Linked DNA regions of Homo sapiens: all the other regions are linked to region 3. A link is a contact called in ENCODE Hi-C or POLR2A ChIA-PET data. All regions are on one chromosome and are shown on one strand. Each heading gives the region's core, a stretch centred on a gene start or an enhancer-like site at or near the end of the contact. The rest is flanking DNA. Distances are from core to core; before and after follow the strand shown.

What was found. A loop is a pair of places that touch in the nucleus more often than their neighbours do. ChIA-PET counts read pairs that join two places held with the same protein, here RNA polymerase II (POLR2A). Pooled maps may share reads with other maps.
Region 1: a pooled map shows a loop between it and region 3 (5-fold over the local background). The contact joins two enhancer-like sites. A Hi-C loop is called at or near these places in 6 of 50 pooled maps. POLR2A ChIA-PET finds 5 or more read pairs at or near these places in 4 of 52 experiments (OCI-LY7, activated CD4-positive, alpha-beta T cell, activated naive CD4-positive, alpha-beta T cell and 1 more).
Region 2: a pooled map shows a loop between it and region 3 (5-fold over the local background). The contact joins two enhancer-like sites. A Hi-C loop is called at or near these places in 3 of 37 single-sample maps with no recorded cell type and 10 of 50 pooled maps.

What each region holds. Positions count from the first base shown.
Region 1 is chr13:48,889,475-48,893,976 of GRCh38, reverse strand. The region is part of intron 2 of LOC107984559 (a long non-coding RNA gene); the gene reads right to left. Among named protein-coding and RNA genes, the nearest start is that of FNDC3A, 84 kb to the left of the region's middle. Within about 2 kb of position 2,201, at least 7 of the 41 ENCODE cell types and tissues checked have a DNase peak (open chromatin) inside an H3K27ac peak, as active enhancers do.
Region 2 is chr13:48,747,380-48,752,304 of GRCh38, reverse strand. No RefSeq gene overlaps it. Among named protein-coding and RNA genes, the nearest start is that of CYSLTR2, 96 kb to the right of the region's middle. RefSeq lists an enhancer at 1,732-2,931. Within about 2 kb of position 2,969, at least 18 of the 41 ENCODE cell types and tissues checked have a DNase peak (open chromatin) inside an H3K27ac peak, as active enhancers do.
Region 3 is chr13:48,400,476-48,405,058 of GRCh38, reverse strand. All of the region lies in intron 17 of RB1 (RB transcriptional corepressor 1), which reads right to left. It also overlaps a transcript of LPAR6 not described here. Among named protein-coding and RNA genes, the nearest start is that of LPAR6, 10 kb to the left of the region's middle. Within about 2 kb of position 1,763, at least 5 of the 41 ENCODE cell types and tissues checked have a DNase peak (open chromatin) inside an H3K27ac peak, as active enhancers do.

The sequences.
Region 1 (4,502 bases), core at 952-3,451, 490 kb before region 3:
TGAGTAAGCTGCCTTAAATGTAGATCTTCCAACCCCAGTCTAATTTTCAGATGACTGTAGCCCTAGCCAATATCTGACTGCAACCTCATGAGAAACCTTGTGTCCAAGACCACCCAGCCAAGCTGCTCCCCAAATCTGACCTACAGAAACTGTGGAAGACAAAAAAAATGATTATTGCTGTCATAAGCCAGAAAGTTTTGGGGGTGATTTGCTATACAGAATAAGGTAACTGGTTCAGCCTTGCAGACAGTTAAATGGCAGAACCAACATATTTAACCCCAAATGTCATTCTAGAACCTATTCTCTTAACCATGAATGCTCTGTTTGCTTACACACTCATTTTTAACACAAAGTTAAAAGTTATTCAAGCATCTCACAAACTCCATGTCACAGATAAGAAAACTGAGGCATGAAGAGGTTAAAAACATAATTGGTGATGACCAAGTGTGGTGGCTCACTCCTGTAATCCCAGCATTTTGGGAGGCTGAGGCAGATGGATCACCTGAGGTCAGGAGTTTGAGACCAGCCTGGCCAACATGGTGAAACTCCATCTCTACTAAAACTACAAAAATCAGCCAGGTGTGGGGGCAGGTGCCTGTAGTCCCAGCTACTTGGGAAGCTGAGGCAGGAGAATCGCTTGAACCTGGGGAGGCGGAGGTTGCAGTGAGCCAAGATTGCACCACTGCACTCTAGCCTGGGCAACAGAGAGAGACTCCATCTCAAAAAAAAAAAAAAAAAAAAAAAGAAAGAAAGAAAAAAAAATTAATTGGTGGCCGGGTGGCCTAATTCCAAGACCTATTCTCTTAGTCACTATGCTACGTTGATGTCATTATCAGAATTATCCTTCAATAATATTAAACTGGAGATGGAATGCCAAGAATAGAATGAAAAGGAAAGAGCCTAGAGGTGTGCACTTTCACTGGGAGGCTTTTGCAATTATTGAGGAAAACAGTTATTTGAAAGAAACAAGGCCTCTGTCGTGGAGAGTAACTACTGAAATATTTCTCAAAATATCCTTGATACCACTATCAGCTACTGAAGATTTGGATGAGCAGGCTCTTGGTGTGACACAATACGATATTTCTTGTATTGCAACAACCTCTTCTCATTGGTCAATCTTCCAGAAGAAACTTAACCATGGTCATTGCCCAACCCATTCTCCCAAATGATGAGAGTTGAACCAATTGAAGATTGCTTTCAGCATTCGCTATTATGTTTAGTCTCTGTTTTCCTGTAGCACCCTAATAATTGTCTTTATATTAAAATATACATGACTGTTTTTGAAAGAGGAAAGATAATGGACCAAGATTTTCTGTCTTTGAAGTAAGCTAACGAATCAGTATAATTGGAACGAGAAATCCTGGCACAGGAAGAGAGAACTGATTGTGCTCTGTCCTTGGTAGAATTTTGAGTCATTCATGCAGTATAGTGTCTGGAGAGTTCTAGTGAGTCATGCATTGCTAACTATGGAAGAAAAATGTATTTTCTAAAGTTGTCTGTTATTACTCATGTCTTTCAGTCAGGATCAGCAGATGCTGGTATCCTATTGACTGGTGATCTAATAGAAAGTTTCTCATAGACAGGTCTGACACAATTTCCCTCTAACTCTGATAAATTTGGCACAAGTCCTTTTATTTGCTTGCAAGATGTTTGCATTAACATTGTGACTTATTTTTGGCTTGGTGTTAGAAGGAGTGTTTAGTAACAAAATGGAGCATTTGGATTTTGTGGCAGCCAGGAGGAATGCTCTTATTTTATAATGAAACAACTGAACAAATGTTCCTTACAGTGATTCATTCCTCATGTGGGAAAAATTTCATTTTATATATACTCTTTCTCTCTCTATTGGACACATAAAGCTGTTTTACCTTCAATATTTAGGCAGAATTTTCAGTGAGCAATTTGGGAACAATATCTGTAAATTACAAAGATAGGCACCTCTGCAAAAGTAACCATAGGATTGAATGTCAGGAACCACTTGGGTTCTATTCCTAACTGGGCCAGAGTTTGCATATGACCTTGAGCTATTCACTTAATCTTTTTTAAACTTAGGTTTTCTGTCTGAAATGGGCAGAAAATTGCCTACCTATTTAGCTAAGGCAGAAACAATTTCCTGATAGGGAGATGACTCAGCGGCCCAGGGCAGCTGTGTAGCCTTTTGTCCTGGGCATCTTCAGGGAGACAGAGACAGCCAGAAGACTGGAGACCAGACCACGCAAATGAATCCTGACATTCAGGAAGCATAAAGAGGCCGAGTCATCATGGCCTGCTATTTGTCAGGCACTGTGCTAAGACCTGAGAGATGATGGCCAACCAGACACAACCAGGGTCTCTGTCCTCATGAAGTTTACTGCCTAGTTTGCTTTTTACATGTTTGAGGTTATTCAGCAAGAGCTTCTATCATTTTATTATCTGGATCTGAGTCTTTTTTTAAGCACAAGATTATTCAGAATCACTGCCCAAAAAATACAACCCTAGGAGTCTTGTGGGAGAGGAGTTTGATATTTTATGAAGTATTGATAAGATGGGCATGAAAAGAAGTGCAATGTCTGATGGTGTTATTCCAAAGTTTGACTCACTAGTCTTAATGGGAGCAATAGGTTCATCTTGACATCAGGTAATGACACCATTACCTGAGATGAGAATGTGGAGAGAGCTTTTTAAATGTCTTGCATGGACTTTCACATCAGAGTTAATACCCCTCATCTCCACTGCCTGCAGTGAAGCTTCTTCTTATCAATCTAATGTAGTCCAACTTGGATGATGGGTGATTGGTCTTTAGCAGTTGAATGATGGGTTCTAAACGGGAGAACTGATCCTGATCTTCTGTGGTCAGGGGCGCACCCAATGATGGTGACATGGCATCCTTCGTCTTGCACCACGTTTTTGGTCTCAGCACAGAAGTGTTCTTCCCACAAAAGGAAGTTTAAAATGCCCCTCCTCTTGCCACTGTGAGTGTTGCTTTCCACTGAGGAATGCAGCCACAGGTGCCGAGATTAGGAAGGTGGGAAGAGAGCTGCACCATCACACAGTGGGTCCATCTGCTTCAGCTGATGTCAACTGTCTGGGAGTTCCTAAGTCCTCCAGCATTAGTGGCTCATCTGTTTCATTATAATTTTCAAATTAAAATGGTTCAAAATCCTCTTCTACTTATGATGGGTGTCCCAGAAGCCTTGAAATATCTCTCATGGTTTAGGGAGTTTATATTTCAAGTCATTTCTGAATCAAAACTTCTGCTTCATCTGAATTCTTTTTCACCTCTCTTCTTATTATCCCCTACATATGTTGTCCACCTCTTCCCCCTAGCATTACACCCTATTAGGAACTGCCCGATTCCTTCATCCTCTGAAGCCCCACTGATCTGAGTCGGTGGAGGGGGGTTACATCACAGCAAACAACTTAAAACAGATGTTGAGCGCTCCTGATCTTACAAGTTCTTTGGCCATTCCTGCTCAAGTAAATTTCTCACTGGCTCTGTCCTTCACAGACCTCTTTTTCACTATCTTATTGAACTCTCTTCTTATTCCTAAAGCTCAACTTCTCTCTCACTATATTACTGTAGGGAATTTGGTTCTTTTTTGCCTCTGTCTCAAAACTCAGCTCTGGACTTCATACCAGACAGCTGGTTTTTGGAAGGAAATATGACAAAGTATAGCATTTTAAAAAATGTTTTCAGGACAACCATATATTCAACGTTCTCTTTCCAATGACGTATAAAAATTTTACTATTTTTCTGCTATCATATAGAGTTTAAGTTCTTTGGAAGAATGGACAGAGATGAAATATGAGGAGGCACAAATGTTGGAGTAATGGTATGTTTCATGGCCCTTTCCATAGGCAGTTCAGTTCACAGCATGGCTGTTTATTTCCTTCTGGGCCAGCAATAGAGCATCTTTCTGCTGCTTCACCTTTTAAAGGGCTCACCAGATTAGGTAGGCCCACCCAGGTTAGTTTCCCTTTTGATTAACTCAAAGTCAACTGAATAGGAACCTGATCATGGGAGTGATATCTCATCATAGTCACTGGTCCTGCCCACATTCAAGAGGATGGAACTATGGCAGGGCCTATTTATTAGGAGGTGGGAATCTTGGAGGCCATCTTAGAATCCTGCCTACCATAAATGATGACTGTCTTTCATCTTTCAGAACATATTAGGATATGATAATAAATATTAAAAATCAAATGCCTCACCAGAGATCCAATATCAAACTGGTACTAAGTCTTTTCTCTATAATGTCTTCCTGATTTTCTTTCTACAATTTGAAACATTGAACTGTTTTCTGTATATGATATAGGCTTCCCCAAAATTGAACATAAGGCTGTATTAGAAAAAGTCAATCTGACACCAGCCATCTGCAGAACCAAAGCATTTTAAGCAATGATTTATAAATGGGAGCCTGGAGAGTTTGAGGAATACCTAAAACTAAATTAAAGTATTCGAGCTATCAACTCAGAGGAGTATGGCTATATATTAGTCTAAAGATACAGCTGACTTAGTTGGT
Region 2 (4,925 bases), core at 1,720-4,219, 350 kb before region 3:
AATGTGTGCACCTGTATCTGCAAGGGACTTAAGACAGTGAATGCAAGCTCTAGCCTTGTAGCTGCACAGCTAAAGGAAAACAGCCCAAAAGTTCATTGTGAAAAAAAATAAAATGTGCTGTGGCCTGGTGTCCTCTTGGGAAGAACCCCTTGCTATTAGGTTGCTGCAAAAGTAATTGTGGGTTTTGCCATTAAAAGTAATGGCAAAACCACAATTAGAACCAGAGGAAGCACCAAGGCAGGGGCTGGAGGGACTGCTCCCCTGGTTCCTTGCTATAAACAGGGATCTTGAGTCAGGCACCCACAGGCTCTTGAGGAAACCCCACGGGTAATGTTTGAAGACTTCCTTTTATTTTCTATTTATTTATTTTTAAGAGACAGGGTCTCACTCTATTATCCAGGCTGGAGTGCAGTGCTGCAATCATGGCTCACTACAACCCCAAACTCCTGGGCTCAAGTGATCCTCCTGCCTTGGCCTCTCGAGCAACTAGAACTACAGGCCTGCCTAATTAAAAAAAAATTTCAGAGACCGTGTCTCGCTTTGTTGCCTAGGCTGGTCTCAAACTCCTGGCCTCAAGCGATCCTCCTGCCTCAGCCTCCCAAAGCACTGGGATCACGGGCAAGAGTCACCACGCCGGGCCAGGGCCGCAGACTTCCTTTTAATAGCCTCAGTAGTAGTGTGTCCCAGACTCTTGTCTAGCCTTGGAACATAGCTGCTCAGATTCTGACTCTAACTGGGAGTGCATAGAGCCTGCTCCTGCTTTTAAGCAGGAACTAATTTTATGGCCTAAGGTGTTGCACTGCGTAACCAGAGAGCAGACAGGGTATTTCAGAATCCATTCATTTGGTAAACATGAAATGGACCTCTCTTTCATTCCAGGCACTGGGCTGGACTGAGCAGCTAAAGGTGAACAAGAGTGAGTCCGGCCCTCAGGGAGCTCATAGTCTAGTGCTGAAGTCTGACAAATAGGTGAACAACAGTAAGAGAAGTGCTCCGTGCTGGCTTTTACAGAGTCCTCTGAGGGTGAAGAGAGCACATGGAACTCTGAGTGTGGCCGGTGTGGTTCTGCAAAGGAAGCAATGTCTGAGCTAAGTTTAAAAGGCATATCTGCCATGATAACACTGCCAAGAAGGCACGTGCCAGGCCTCAGAGTAAGAGAGAGTGTGGGGAACGCAGGGCCCTGCCCTTGAAAGAAGAAAGCTGGAGAAGAGAGATTCCCAAAGCTTTCAAGGCAAGGAGGACTGCATTTTATTAATAATAACCATGGGCTGAAGCCTGTTTAGGCTGGGAATTTCTATCTGTGGAGGCTTCTATCTTGGAATAGTGAAAGTCTTGGCTGGTACTCAGCCATGGAGGGCCCAGGGACGAATGCCTGTTTGATGGTGCTGTTTATCCTTTGGTCTCTTCTTGGTTCAGTGGAACCTCTCAGCTTCAGGAATGTTCAGCTCAACCCAGAAAGCTGCTTTTCTGCAGCTCTTTAGCTCACCAAGCGTCCAGTTGGGAGGAGTGAAGGCAAAAAGGAAGGAACATACCAGAGCACTCAGGAGTCCTGCCAAGCTCCTCGGATGTCCTTGTGATCGCTCCAATGTCAGACTGCTGAGGTCTGAATCCTGTCTCTGGATTCTAGCTATGTGCCTTTAGACAAATCATTTAATCTCTCTGAGCCTCAGTTTCCCTAGTTGTCAAGTGGGAATATTAATAATTCCTACCTCATGGGCTGATTTTAAGGACTAAATGAGATAAAGCCCGTAAGGTAGATAGCACAGTGCATATCAGGTACTTAATACATGTTAATTAACATTATTGTTATTAGTATGCCCATGTTTCTGATGCCTTTTTGAAAATCCATGTCCTTTCCATGCCTTTTCACTCTATCATCTGCATATTAGCACCAGATAGAGTCCATCAAGCTTTACTCTCTGCAGTTTGTATTATGAAAATAGGAGGTGTATTGAATGTTTCTTTTTTTATGCTCCCCTGTAGAGTCTGACACCGGTCTTACCCCCCGTGCAACCCACACAGGCAGTGATTGAGAAACCCGGTGGGGCAGTGAAGGCTTTTAAGCAGGAGAGACACACGACTAGATGAGGCTGCTCACAATATCACTTAATTATCTTGGGATCAAATTTATTACAAGCACCTAAAATGGTTTAGAAGCTTTTGTCTTCATTTGTCAACAGCCCTAATTCTTTTATTTCTGGGGAGATTACTCTTGGGCTTACTGGGTCTATTGTACTCCTCTGGGCATGGGGATGTGATATTTTACACGTTGTTGAATTAAGCCCTTGTCATTTCTGGGCTAACACTCCCCAGATGAGTCAGATGTTCGCTTCTCAGCGGTGTGGCCTCTGGTAGCGGCTCTGCCTTCAAAGGTCAGTTCGCTCTTTTCTCTGAGGGCCCCCGGCTCGGCTGCCACCTAATGGTGAGTTTTGTGATGAGTAAGAAATGACTCTTAAGAAACAGTTCGAATGCGCCCTTGGACATGAGACCCTCTGATGCTGTGAGTCATTCTGGATGACAGCGTGAGAGATATTACTCATCGTTGTGAAAGATGATTGTCTTAAGTGCTTCTGCTGGATGGGAATCTGCCTTTGAAAAACAATTCCATTTTATTTTCATCAAATCTAATAATTTTTTCTCTTCAAAATGGACTCTAGCAGAAGAACCTGGCATCGGGGGAGGAGAGGTGTATTGCTAATAGTCGCCCAGCCTTTGGAATGTGCTAAGGTCTATTTTAAGCACTTAGAATATCTCACTTAATCCTTATTTAAATCCTGAGGTAGGTAGTGCAATCATAACAAAATTAGTAAGTATTATCATTGTTGTGGTTGTTATTTTACGAATGAGAGAATTCAGCTTTGGGCTGGTCTAACAACACTTAGCTACTAAGTGGCAGAACTAGAATTGTAGCCCAGGCCTGTCTGACATCAGTAACTGTTCTTGAGCACACTGCTCCTGAATGATGCACGAGTCTGCACACCCGCTAGGTTCCAGCATGAGCTCATCCCACAAGGCATTTGTTGAGGCCCAGAATTGGGCACTGGTTATCAGCCATGACCTAGACACAGTCCCTTTCCTCCGGAGTGTACAGTCTAGTAGGAGAGAAAATAAAAGTAAACAAGCAATTGCAATAGAGCTTGATAAATCCTATAGTGAAGTGAACAGGAGGTGCTGAGGGACCACATATGTATAAATGGCCTACCCTGTAACCTTGAGGCAGGCAGACAGACTTCCCAAGGAAGGTCACCAAGGTAATTCCTATGGGATGAATGGGAATCAGGCAGGTCCAAGGAAGGAGGGGGTTAGAGCAGAGGGCAGGACATGTCCCACAGAACAAGCAGCAGGTGTGAGGGGCCAGAGGTCCCAGATGGGTGCTGAGTTCTGGGAAAACACTCTCATGACTGAATGGTGTCATGAAGGGACCATGGAGTTGACTCATTTGGCTGCTGACTTTTGCCCTCTATCCCTGGCAGGGCGCTGGCTATCCCATTTTGAAAAAAACACTGCTTTGCAGAGAAAAGGCTCTGAGAAGGAGGAGAGAAGACAGATTTTTTTTTTTATCATCCTTTCTGTGGCCTGAAACGGGCATATGACAGCTGTCCTGGGCCCTGGGGGGAAGCCTGGGTATGCAATCTGTTTTAGCTCCAGGCTCAGCCCTGCCTGGCCTGGTGAACTGGCCAGGGTGGCATGGTCAGGACATCGCAGCACCACATGTTAGATCCTGGTGCAATCTCAAAGCTAAAATTTCAGAGGATACATTGCATTTTCCTATTAAACATAACAGCAGAGAAGAAGGAAACCACTGTAATGGAACAGACTGAAGAGAAGGCTACCAGTTGTGTGCTTGCTAGTACCTTCCACAGGCGGTATGAAGGAATTAGGGGCTCTTCTCTAACCTCTATGACCTTGGGAGGGCCTCCTTTCCCTTTGCTTCTCTGAGACATTGCCCCTCTAATGGTCTTCAGTACAACTCTGTTAGTTGGGTGCTTAATGGGCAAAGCCATTTTACCAAAGGAGTAAACCATGAAGAAGGTAACTCACAGGGATGCAGCATATTTTTGTTAACTGGACTTGGCTTCATACCATGATTGGTCTATGGCCTGATCATTTTTGTTTCTTCTGTTCATTACCAGCCTAACAGGGTCACTTCACCTGGGCCCTTGGAGACACTTTGGACATTCTTGTTAGACTTTTCAGACCTAACCCTTTGGTTCAGGTTGAAATGATTGTTCCAGAGCTTCCTGAATCTCAGCCTGTTGTTTCTTCAGTATTCTGTTGTGCCTCTTAATCAAGTCTCCACTCCCAGGCTCTTTCTCTCCTCAGAAAAATTCTCCCTCAGTGATTGCATGCCTTTCTTTAGGTCTTTGTGACAAGTTAATACCACGGGAGTCTTCTAGTCTTGATGGCAGTGATGAGGACCATCTTGCAAGTCTAATACATGGGACATTGTTGTGGCACTTGCTATGGAAAGTGGAAGGACTTAGCACCAATTTTTCTATTCCCTGCCTGATGTGTAGCATTCTATTAAACCTCTTTCATAGTGTGGTAGTTACCACCTGTAATCCCAGCACCTTGGGAGGCCAAGGGGGGTGGATAACGAAGTCAGGAGTTCCAGACCAGCCTGACCAACATGATGAAACCCCATCTCTACTAAAAATACAAAAATTAGCTGGGCGTGGTGGCACGTGCCTGTAATCCCAGCTACTCAGGAGGCTGAGGAAGGAGAATTGCTTGAACCCGGGAGGCGGAGCTTGCAGTGAGAGGAGATTGCACCACTGCACTCCAGCCTGGCAACTGAGCTAGACTCCATCTCAAAAAAAAAAAAAAAAAATGTAAGAACCTGGACTCCAGTCCTACCATTGGCTAATCTGAATAATATTAGATAATTTATCTCACATCCTTGTGCCTCATTTTCTTCATGTATA
Region 3 (4,583 bases), core at 514-3,013:
CATATTCCCTAGTAATTTCATTTCAAAAGGGCAGTCAAAAGATAAACATTCTGAGTCCTTGCATTTCCAAATTTCATTTTGCTGTCATATTTGACAAATTTTAGGTTATAAAATATCCAGTATTCCTAATGAGAACTTCTGTGCTGATCTGGATCTCATTCCCCTAAAATAGCTTACTTTTTCTCTCTGGAAGCTTTTATAATTTTCTCATTATCTTTAGAATTCTGAATTTTTTGCTGGGTGGGGTGGCTCACACCTATAATTCCAGCACTTTGGGAGGCCGAGGCAGGCGGATCACGATGTCAGGAGTTTAAGATCAGGCTAACCAACATGGTGAAAACCCGTCTCTACTAAAAATACAAAAATTATCTGGGCGCGTTGTCTCGTGCCTGTAATCCCAGCTACTCAGGAGGCTAAGGCAGGAGAATCGTTTGAACCTAGGAGGCAGCGGTTGCAGTGAGCGGAGATCACACCATTGCACTCCAGCCTGGGCGACAGAGCGAGACTGTCATTAAAAAAAAACAAAAAGTATCCACATTCATTCATCATGCTTGGCACTATGGGCCCTTTCCATCTGAAGCCCCCTGGTTTTCATTAGTTTTGGAATTTTTTTTTTCTGTTCTTTTTTATTATTTTCTCTCCTCCATTTCCTCTGGTCTTTCTTATGGTAATGAATAAATATTGAACTGAGGTACCTGAAAATACCAAAGTAAGGAACTACATAACCTACCAGTACAATACTTTGTTGTATTTTCCTCCTAGGAAGAACTGCCTTTCCTATTTCTTTTTCTTTAGGTCTGTTACAGAAGTCTCGGTTTACTTCAATTTCTGTTCTGCTTCTCTCTTTGGCACCATCAGGAAACCCTAGCCCCGTGTCTGTAAGTGTACACAAAATTTGAAGGTGGGCGCGGGCTTGTATCTGTACAGTTTATGCACTGCACAACAGCATGGGGCTTCAGCCTAAACTCTGCATACCAAGCTTAGGGTTGCTGTGTCCGGACGGCATCTTTTTATAATCCATTAGTAAAGAGGAAGGTGCTTTTTTTTCGTTTTTCTTTGAGACAGTGTCTCATTCTGTCACCCAGACTGGAATGCAGTAGTGCAGTCACGGCTCCCTGCAGCCTCAACTTCCCAGGCTCAAGCAATCCTCCCTCCTCAGCCTCCCAAGTAGCTGGGACTACAGAGGTGCATTTTTTTTATTCTCATAGGCTGGCATGGCCTTAGATGGGGGACTGGTCCAGGTGTTTCATGTTCTTAAAATGTTGCTCACAAAGTGTAGTACCCAGACCAGCAGCATCAGTATCACCTGGAAACATATCAGAAATACAAATTCTTGGACCCTACACTGGAAACTTTGTGACTGGGCCCAGCAATCTGTAATATGTGTTTTAACAAGCCCTCCTGGTAATTTTGATGCATGCTCAAGTTTGAGGACCATTGCCAAACAGCACTTTAGAAAACCTTCCTGATTATTGCCCCACTCTCTGTATCTGCTACTTTGAGCTTGGGGGCTCTCTAAGACTCCCACTTCCACCAGTCCCCTTTCCTGGGGGTGTTGTGTGCTGTGGTTTTCTCTACTTTATTGTATCCACAATACACTCATCATTTATTTTTTATACTAAAAAAATGAATCAACTCCTCCACTTCCCTCCACAGTTTTTCTGCTTCACAGTCTGAGTACTGCTGGGTTTCACTCCCCTGTGATATGTGTCTTTTTTGTCACTTCTGTAGGGTTTGCGGGGAGAAAGGAGGTAGAAGTGTGTGTTCAGTCTGCTCTTCCGATACACTGAGTTCCATTATCTCATTATAAATGAGAAATAGTTTCATTTTTAAAAGCAATTGCACAATCCAAGTTACACAAAAAGTCATACTACTTAAGCCCTTTGACTGCTGCTAAAAAATAGTGTTTTTACATCAAAACACAGGAGATCTTTAAATTACTAACAACATAACCTTCAATTTAATTTTCTTTTAAAACTGATAATTTTCCAACTAATTTTACCAATTATTGTTAGCTCATATTTTAATAGGACATAAAACCTATGAATCATAGGTTTTATATATAAAAAAGGTAAAAAGGTTTTATATATAGTACTTTACGAACAGAAGCAATTTATTTAAATAAAAATGAATACTACTTAAGACTTAGCACTAAAAAATTATACCATTTGATTTATATGTCATATAGGTAATTTTTGCTAATGGCCAAAATTATTGGACAAAAATTACTATACTTTATGTTGTGGTCTCATAAGACTTCCTGAGATGACAAAGACTGAAACACACATGATTCAATATAATCTTAGCTACCTAAAACGAGGGGAAAAAATGGACCTGCATTTAAAGAAAAATAAAGCAAAGGACACATATAAATAGTTTCTGTAGGCCAAGAGTGGCAGCTCATGACTAATCCCAGCACTTTGGGAAGCCAAAGCAATAGGATCACTTGAGTCTAGGAGTTTGAGACCAGCCTGGGCAACAGCAAGACCCCGTCTCTACAAAGAATAAAAAAAATTAGCTGGGTGTGTTGGCTCACACCTGTAGTCACATCTACTAAGGAGGCTGAGGTGGGAGGATCACTTGAGCCCAAGAGTTCAAGGCTTCAGTGAGCTATGATTGTGTCATTGCACTCCAGCCTGGGAAAACAGAGTGAGACTCATCTGTTTAAAAAAAAAAAAAGGTTTTCTACAAGGGATTTCTTTACCACTCTCCATCCCTTCCCCAGGCCATTTGTTCTTCATTGGAACTGAAATGTGCAAACGTTTATTTTCAGAAGACCCCGTTAAAATATGTGGGTTCAACTAAATCAGATGCCAATCTAAAAGTGTACACTATTAAAGGTGTCTGATATTCCTATGAAAAAGATAATGCAAAAAAATTATATTTTCAAGAACAGATAGTAAGTTCAGTATTGGATTAGTGTATCCTATGTTCATTTTTGTTTATGACTCATGTAAAAGACAAGTAATTTCACTTCTCCACCTTTTTCATCTTAATGTTTAAAAGAAAAAAACTAAATGATAAAACCTAATATAAAAACTATCATTACTTAATATGTAAATTTAAAAACTTTTAGACAATTAAATTATCTTAAAATAAGAAAAGGGCATAATGATAAAATGACCAGACTTAAAAGATAGCAAGACAGATTTATGTTAGTCTTTGAAGAATTCTTAAGGAATATAATCAAAATCTTAAAGATAAATTTGTTGTTATATTTAGTGGAGATAAGAACCACTGAAACTTAGCAAAGTAAGAAAAGGCTTTTTTGAAAAGGCTAAGAAACAAATCCAGCTGTTTCCTATTCTACGTTTCCTTATCATGTTCTAAATCTAGCACTTACAGGAAGACACCAAAAATACCTTTGATATTTGGCCATTTCTGAGAAAAGCTGAAAATATGAAGACCCAATTAAGTAAATTAGTAACAACACCAAGGACCACAAATGTGTATGTTGAAACAGACTGGGTCGTGACAGTTCAGAGTTTTTAAAACATGCTATAAATAGTTGGAAAAATGAAATGCCAAAAAGTTGTTCTATTTTATAATTAAAGGTAAGTAAGCTTAGATGATTGAAGCATAATTGCCTTAGAGTAGTTCTAAAATTTTAGTAAACTCAATAATTAATAACAGCCTTTTATTTTGCTGCAGAAATTCAGAAGCCACACTAATTAGGATCGATTTCTCCTATTTCTCTTCTTTGTTTCTTGCATATCCAGAATTCTAGAGCCCTTCCTCACAATTCCAGTTAAGATTTGACTGTAAGTTTACAAACTGAAAATTCTAAAACTAAATTCAAGTAATTATCTAACATCATGACTCTTTATAAAATTCTCTGAATAAGAGTATATGTGCTTCCATCCCACAGGTTAGGTACAGAGAGTATGTCCTAGCTATTCTTCTACCATTGCTACTTCCCTTCTTGTTTGTACTTGAATAGTGAACTAACACCACCCTCAGGGTAATTACTGACATGATTCATAACTAAAGCAACATAACAAATTCCAACTGTAATATAACAGTGAACACTGCCCATACTTAACAATGCTGGAGTCCCATGATGCCTTTTCCCCCTGAACTTTTTCCATTTTGAGAAGGTGATGGGGGAGGAGGGGTGCCTCAAGAGAAGAGAAAAATTCTCTGTACTTATAGTAAGCCAAGATAAACAGGTTAATACTGTGTAACTGAATCCTCGGTTCTCTGTTCTTATGAAATCACTGTATAGCAGAGGAAAAGGAATGAAGGGTACTAACAATTAATTGTTATGTTTCTAATTACTATTCTCATAAATGCTCATTTATTCCTCACAACAACTGAAAGTTATCCCTATTTTACATACAAGGAAACCTGAGATACAGAGACATAATTTGTTCAGAACCACACCAAAGCAAGTTACATGACATCTCTGGACCTCAGGTCTCTTTATCTATAAAATAGGGATAGCAGTGTTTACACTTCCAGGCTTCTGTGAATATTAAGTAAGATCCGCTAATTCAAAGTCTAGGCCCTTTTTGCCATAGCATAGTAACACTCACAAACACAAAAATACAAACACAGATAAAACATGAGCAAATAAACGAATC